Linked DNA regions of Homo sapiens: region 2 is linked to region 1. The links are chromatin loops, found by intact Hi-C in ENCODE. Cell type or tissue: PC-3. All regions are shown on one strand. Links, peaks and the distances in the headings refer to the core of each region. The heading gives the core; the rest is flanking DNA. Region 1 overlaps MPP7 (MAGUK p55 scaffold protein 7). Region 2 overlaps MPP7 (MAGUK p55 scaffold protein 7).

Region 1 (2,929 bases), core at 282-2,781:
GGGAAGATCACAAGACCCCAGGAGACTGAGAGTGCAGTGAGCTGAGATCACACCACTACACTCCAGCCTGGGCGACAGAGTGAGACCCTGTCTCAACAACAACCACAAAAAGCTTGGAGATAAGATATAAGCAGTAGATAAGATGTAAGATACAGTTGTATATATGAAAACATATATACAGCTGCATGTACTTGGGAAGAGTATAATAGATACAAAAATCAGTGAAAGAATTGTATTTAGGTACATACCTTTTGAACAGTTACACTTCTTGTGCTTTGGTGAATGGATCTTCATATTCAATTGACTCAAAACTATTTTGTATACTATTATGTGAACATTTCATACTATTGTAGGCTGAACATTTGTATAAAATCTAGACCAATTAATTTTCAGAGCAGCCTTATTTTTAAAGCTAAAAATACCATCAGTAACTGTTACTCATTAAGAGTCCAAATGAAAAATTTAATAATGTGCCTTGCTTGTCTCCTTGTGTCAACAATTATATTTAGCACAGCAAAAGAAAATCACTATTTTGGGTATAGGATAAGTAGACCAATATTATTCAGCAATAATATTTGTATTTTCTATGAGTGTTATTGGAAATGATGATTGTGGTATATTCATGACTATTATGGGTTCTGGCAAGACCTTTTATTGTTTTTCTTCTTAATCTTAATATATTCTACCTTTGGACCAAAAATCAAAAGCAAAGAAATTAAATGTGAAGAGCTTATTTTTTTCTTGCCCCTCTTAATTAGCTCATCATTAACTTTAGTTTATATTAATTTATGAACTGTTCATTGTGGTTACAAAATACAGATCACATTTCTGATTCCCAGTATATTTGATAAATACCTTTTTTTACATGCCAACAGTACATATCCGTTCTGAGTAGGTACTGTCATACAATGTTAGTTACTCAGGCTCTTGATCAACACTAAAATTAAATTTTCTGTTATTGTGAAATCTTATGTGACAATGAAATGCAGACTCAAATTATTTCAGCATGTTGCAACATAAAGATTTATTGTACTATTTAGACATTTTAAAGGTTTCTCAACGAAGATAAGAAAGGATCACATATTCTTAGGATTTGGCTCTCTTACATTTATGTTATATAGCCAACTAAAATACTTCCTGGCTTTAAAAATGTGAGACACGAAGGCTCCTGAAACACTTTTAATGAGACATCGAAGGAACGTGGTAATCAGCCGGGCGTGGTGGCTCATGCCTGTAATCCCAGCACTTTGGGAGGCCGAGGCAGGTGGGGATCACTTGAGGTCAGGAGTTCCAGACCAGCCTGGTGAACATGGAGAAAATCCATCTGTACTAAAAATACAAAAATTAGCCAGGTGTGGCGGCACGCTCCTGTAATTCCAGCTACTCGGGAGGCTGAGGCAGGAGAATTGCTAGGACCCCGGAGGCAGAGGTTGCGGTGAGCCAGGATTGCACCACTGCACCCCAACCTGGGTGACAGAGTGAGACTCTATCTCAAAACAAAAAACAAAAAACATGGTAATCATCCTTTTACAAATTTGTCCAACTCTGAAAAAGGAGTTTATATTATAAATTCCTTCCTATGAATAAGCATAAATAATGCAGCCAAAACATCAGAGTAAACAATTCTTTTCTCCAATAGCTATTTTAATACTGACATTTCCCCATAATGATGACTAGTGACTCATTATCCTGCAATTCAGTTAAGGCAGGAGTTTTGACTCTTGCCAGAGTAGTTTTTTGTTACAAGCAAATCATAGAAATAGTATTAGAAATTATGGCTTCTGAAGCACTTGTGGTTAAAGAGGATGACTTTTATTTCTGGCTGAGGGGAAAGACTGAACACAGAACAGCATTAGGTAAACCAATTGTAGAATGTTTGCATTGATATGAAGTGAGGTAATGGCCTGGTTAACCAATTATTTTTTTAATACTTCCTTTTGTAGGAAGAAGATTTTCAAGAAATGATTAAATCTGCACAGATAATGGAAAGTCAATATGGTCATCTTTTTGACAAAATTATAATAAATGATGACCTCACTGTGGCATTCAATGAGCTCAAAACAACTTTTGACAAATTAGAGACAGAGACCCATTGGGTGCCAGTGAGCTGGTTACATTCATAACTAAGAGAAATTTCCATAATTGTCTTTTTCTATAGAGTGCATGATGAAATCAATTACAGTTTTGGTAGTAGGGTTTTTAAATCTATATCACTGTCATAGATGTACAATCTTGGTTCAAGTTGAATGCTGGTTTTGTTTGTATCTTTTTACAGCCTTATTTCAAACGCCATGTGTTAGTATAAGATCCGAAATCAAAATATGCACAGTACTGTATTCTAAGCAAAACCTCAAACCTTCTCGTTGTCTTCAATACCGCTCTATCTCCAAGATGAGGCTGAAATTTTCAGAGAGACTTAGCTAGAGGCTTAGTATGTATGGGAGTTCAGCGCTTCTGCTGGTCTCAGGTGTGGCTGCTGCTGTCGAGTTTGAATGTTAGCTGTTGAAGGTATCAATTCAGCAGCCATGAGCAGCTCCAGACAGACAGGTGAGCTCTGCTGTTTCTGGGTGGATCATCACAGATTTAGCCGGGCAGGCAGTAAGGTGTCCTCTTACTATTCAAAAAGTGTAGACTTTCTTACATATTCGCAATACGTTCACAGTGTGTGCATTTTAAAATAATTCTTAAAGGAGTAACTGAAATTTTACCTTGAGTGAATGGCCTTCATAATATAGCTTGAGAAGTCCTTTTGAGTACCTGTCAGTGACTCAACAACATTTAATAAGGGAAAGTAGACTTTTAACAGTTATTATATATGTAACGAAAAGCCTTTCCTTTGGGATTAATATAAGTAAGAATGGTAGCCTTGTGGCAAGAAATGATTACAAAGGATATTTTTATTTGTAATTCCTCAGAAGACAATTTATGA
Region 2 (2,929 bases), core at 251-2,750, 150 kb before region 1:
ATGTTACCAAGGAATAGGTAATTATTTTTACAACTCCCCAAATCAATAATAAAATAATGAAATTTCACCCTTTCTTTACATAATTTCACATTTTGACTTCCGACCTTAACCACTGATCTTGGCCATTGTTGATTACTTTCATATATATAATGAAACCTGTATTATTATAGATTGAGTTAGGCTGAGATACCTTACAAATAATTTTACTAAACTGTAAATAAGAGCTGGTGTAGGCAGAATGCCAGGATTTTAAGGGAATAGATGTAAAATACCAAGAATACTTCAGAATGTAATTGAGAGAAGGTTTTTTTTTTTTTTTTTTTTAAAGACTGTTTTAGCTTTTTTTGGCCAAATAAGGCCCCAGAAATGTTTCAATTTAATCAGATCTCCCAAGTTATGTATCTTAATTTTCAATATGGTACCTAATGCCTTTGGTTGTAAGTTATCACTGATAAGCAGAATTAGTATGCTTCAGGAAGATAATAGATATACGAATCATCAGCCCATAATTTACTATTCTTTGCTAGTTAAATCTCTTGTAAAGCTGTCCCTGTGATGAACAGCAGCACTTATTCAGACCAAAAATAACAACAGTCCCATGTGTTGTAGGTCCCAGGAGGTCTTGGTGTTTTTGTAGACAGCAGACAAGAAATAAAAGGAATTTTGTCCTTTTTACCTCATGTAATCCCACTGGAAAATGAAACATGTGCTATGAGTTGATATTGACTCCTGCCAGGTCACCTCCCTAAAGAGTCTCGGGCAGGCACTGTTGCAACATTTCTTGGACAGGAGTGTGACGGGCTGTGATGGAGATGGATGGTTTATGTAGTACGCTACCGTGGAACACTGCACTACTGTCTGCCCCTAGGAAGTGGCTAGTGAGGACGCCACGAGTAACCCGCATCTGTTACTTTAACTCTTTCAGAGGGTATTACATAAGCTTTACATCCCCCAATTTTAAACTAAGTTCTACGTAGCTTTTTTTTTTTTGATAGTTGACTATAGTAATGTAGAACCATTTATGATTTCTTTTCCCGTACTTTGTAGGACTTTCTTTTGGATGTTAGATAATGCAAGTATTTTTGAAACTATATGTTATTAGGAACTATTTGGACACTACAAAACCCTTTTAATGGGCCACCCTATCAATTCTCTGTTCTTCTAAGGAAGTTTTTCCTATTCATAACTCATTTCACTCTTTGGCTCAGATTGAGGGAAATGTAATAATGATTAAGGAAAGGAATGTATGCGTTTTCTTCTTTTTCTGAAAACCTGTACACATTTTCTGTCTCGGATTATGTAAACTTGGAGGGCTGTAGAATGTTGACAACTGTGAGAGGTAAAAATGAGTCTGTTAATACATACCACTGCTTTGGAATTTAAAAGCCAGAAAATTCCCCTTTGGTTCTTTGGAGAAGTGTTTAGCTTGATGGCCCGGAATACAAATCCAGTAAAATTGGCATGTTCCAGCTGTCATTTACACACACCTTAGGCGAAATTAATGAGATCACTCTAAGATTACACTTTGTGTTTTATTTTCATTTTATAGGTCTGTATGAGCTGTTGGCTGCTCTGCCAGCCCAGCTGCAGCCACATGTGGATAGCCAGGAAGACCTGACCTTCCTCTGGGATATGTTTGGTGAAAAAAGCCTGCATTCATTGGTAAAGGTAAACCATGCTGATGTCAGATTCTCTTTGCGAAAAGCATATGGAAAAATATTTGGGGCACCACCAAGTAAACCAGAGATCAAATTGTTGCTCTCTGAAAACAAAACAGCCTTGTTCCATTCACCGACGGGCGTGGAAGTTGTTAAAGATTCTACCAAAAATACATAGATGATTTCACTTAATGGTGGTGAGCTGGCTCTGTATACTAATGTAGCAACCATGTGGTCACCCCCTTGTTTAGAGAAAGAATATGAAATAGTAGCAGGAAGGTTTAGACTCTTTTACGGTCAACATTCATGAGCTGGAATTTAACTTAAATAAATGTTCACAGCAAAAATTAGAAGGAATCTATTTTCTGAGGTCAAGGATGGCAGCAGTTCAGTAGCCACATTAATTTAAAATAATTTCCTTTAACAAAGTCAACTGAAATTCTAGTAAGCTGTTCCTTTTATTGGCAGAACTCCATTGAAGTGGTATTTTGTATATAAATACACTGAAGCCGAATGTGAGTAAAAACAGTTTTTGGAGACAGTTTTAGTAAAGCATCATGCCATGAAAATGATCAGCCAGCAGAAATCGGGTCTGGCCATACAGCAACATTGGGAGTGATCAGAACTCCTAAAATAGTAAAATGAGAACAAGAAGCTTACTGGAAAATATGCCACTTGTGCTTCTGGAAATATGAATTGCATTTTCTCTCATCTAACTCAAGCTGAAAGAAATTTAGAGTCTTTCTGGAGTTTATGAGGAGGTAGAAACCAGTGCCTCAATGATAACTGGACCTATATTTTTAAATTCAGCTAACTTTGTTATGGCTGCCTGTCATGATAAGAGGCTTTTAATTGATATAGAGTATTAGAAAATGAGCAATTTCTGAGTTGCAATTGCTTTTCAGAACAGAATTCCTATATTTCTTTTGTCAAATTTACTGAAATTTGTGTACTTGCAGCAGTGACAATTCTTAAGAAATGGAAGTGTTGATATGTGGCATTTCCCTAGCAGTACATTTAAAGACCATGTTTATTTGTTCATTTCTTTATTTTTTCATAACAGTGTAATTTCCAAGGCATCCTTGTGCTCTAAATAATAGTTGCCCTCTGGGGATTTATTAGGCATGGTCTTGGGATTATAACTGATGACGTTTATGACTTGGTAATACAATCATAAAAATATTTTTAAGTTGACTGTGTGGAAGTTGGATAGCTATGGGTTTATTTAGATTGAGTTGACCTTTTGATAGCAGGAATAAAATATATTTGAG

What was found. Hi-C counts contacts between places; a loop is a spot of excess contacts. Peaks named below come from ENCODE experiments on the same cell type or tissue, not always from the same donor. Only the 100,000 strongest peaks of a DNase experiment are listed, where the experiment ranks them.
Region 2: a loop joins it to region 1, with 18 times the contacts of the local background. A loop is called at or near these places in 1 of 110 quality-filtered maps.

What each region holds. Positions count from the first base shown.
Region 1 is chr10:28,053,259-28,056,187 of GRCh38, reverse strand. It overlaps MPP7 (MAGUK p55 scaffold protein 7), which reads left to right. Exons shown (of 17, transcript NM_001318170.2): 17 at 1,944-2,929. The coding sequence ends at 2,123. Among named protein-coding and RNA genes, the nearest start is that of SNORD130, 19 kb to the left of the region's middle. In PC-3, for the core only: no CTCF peak of the experiment used is centred there; a DNase peak (open chromatin) is centred at 1,747; H3K4me3 peaks cover 689 bases; H3K27ac peaks cover 2,498 bases.
Region 2 is chr10:28,200,892-28,203,820 of GRCh38, reverse strand. It overlaps MPP7 (MAGUK p55 scaffold protein 7), which reads left to right. Exons shown (of 17, transcript NM_001318170.2): 3 at 1,550-1,668. Among named protein-coding and RNA genes, the nearest start is that of MIR8086, 87 kb to the left of the region's middle. In PC-3, for the core only: no CTCF peak of the experiment used is centred there; a DNase peak (open chromatin) is centred at 1,760; H3K4me3 peaks cover 1,739 bases; H3K27ac peaks cover 2,500 bases.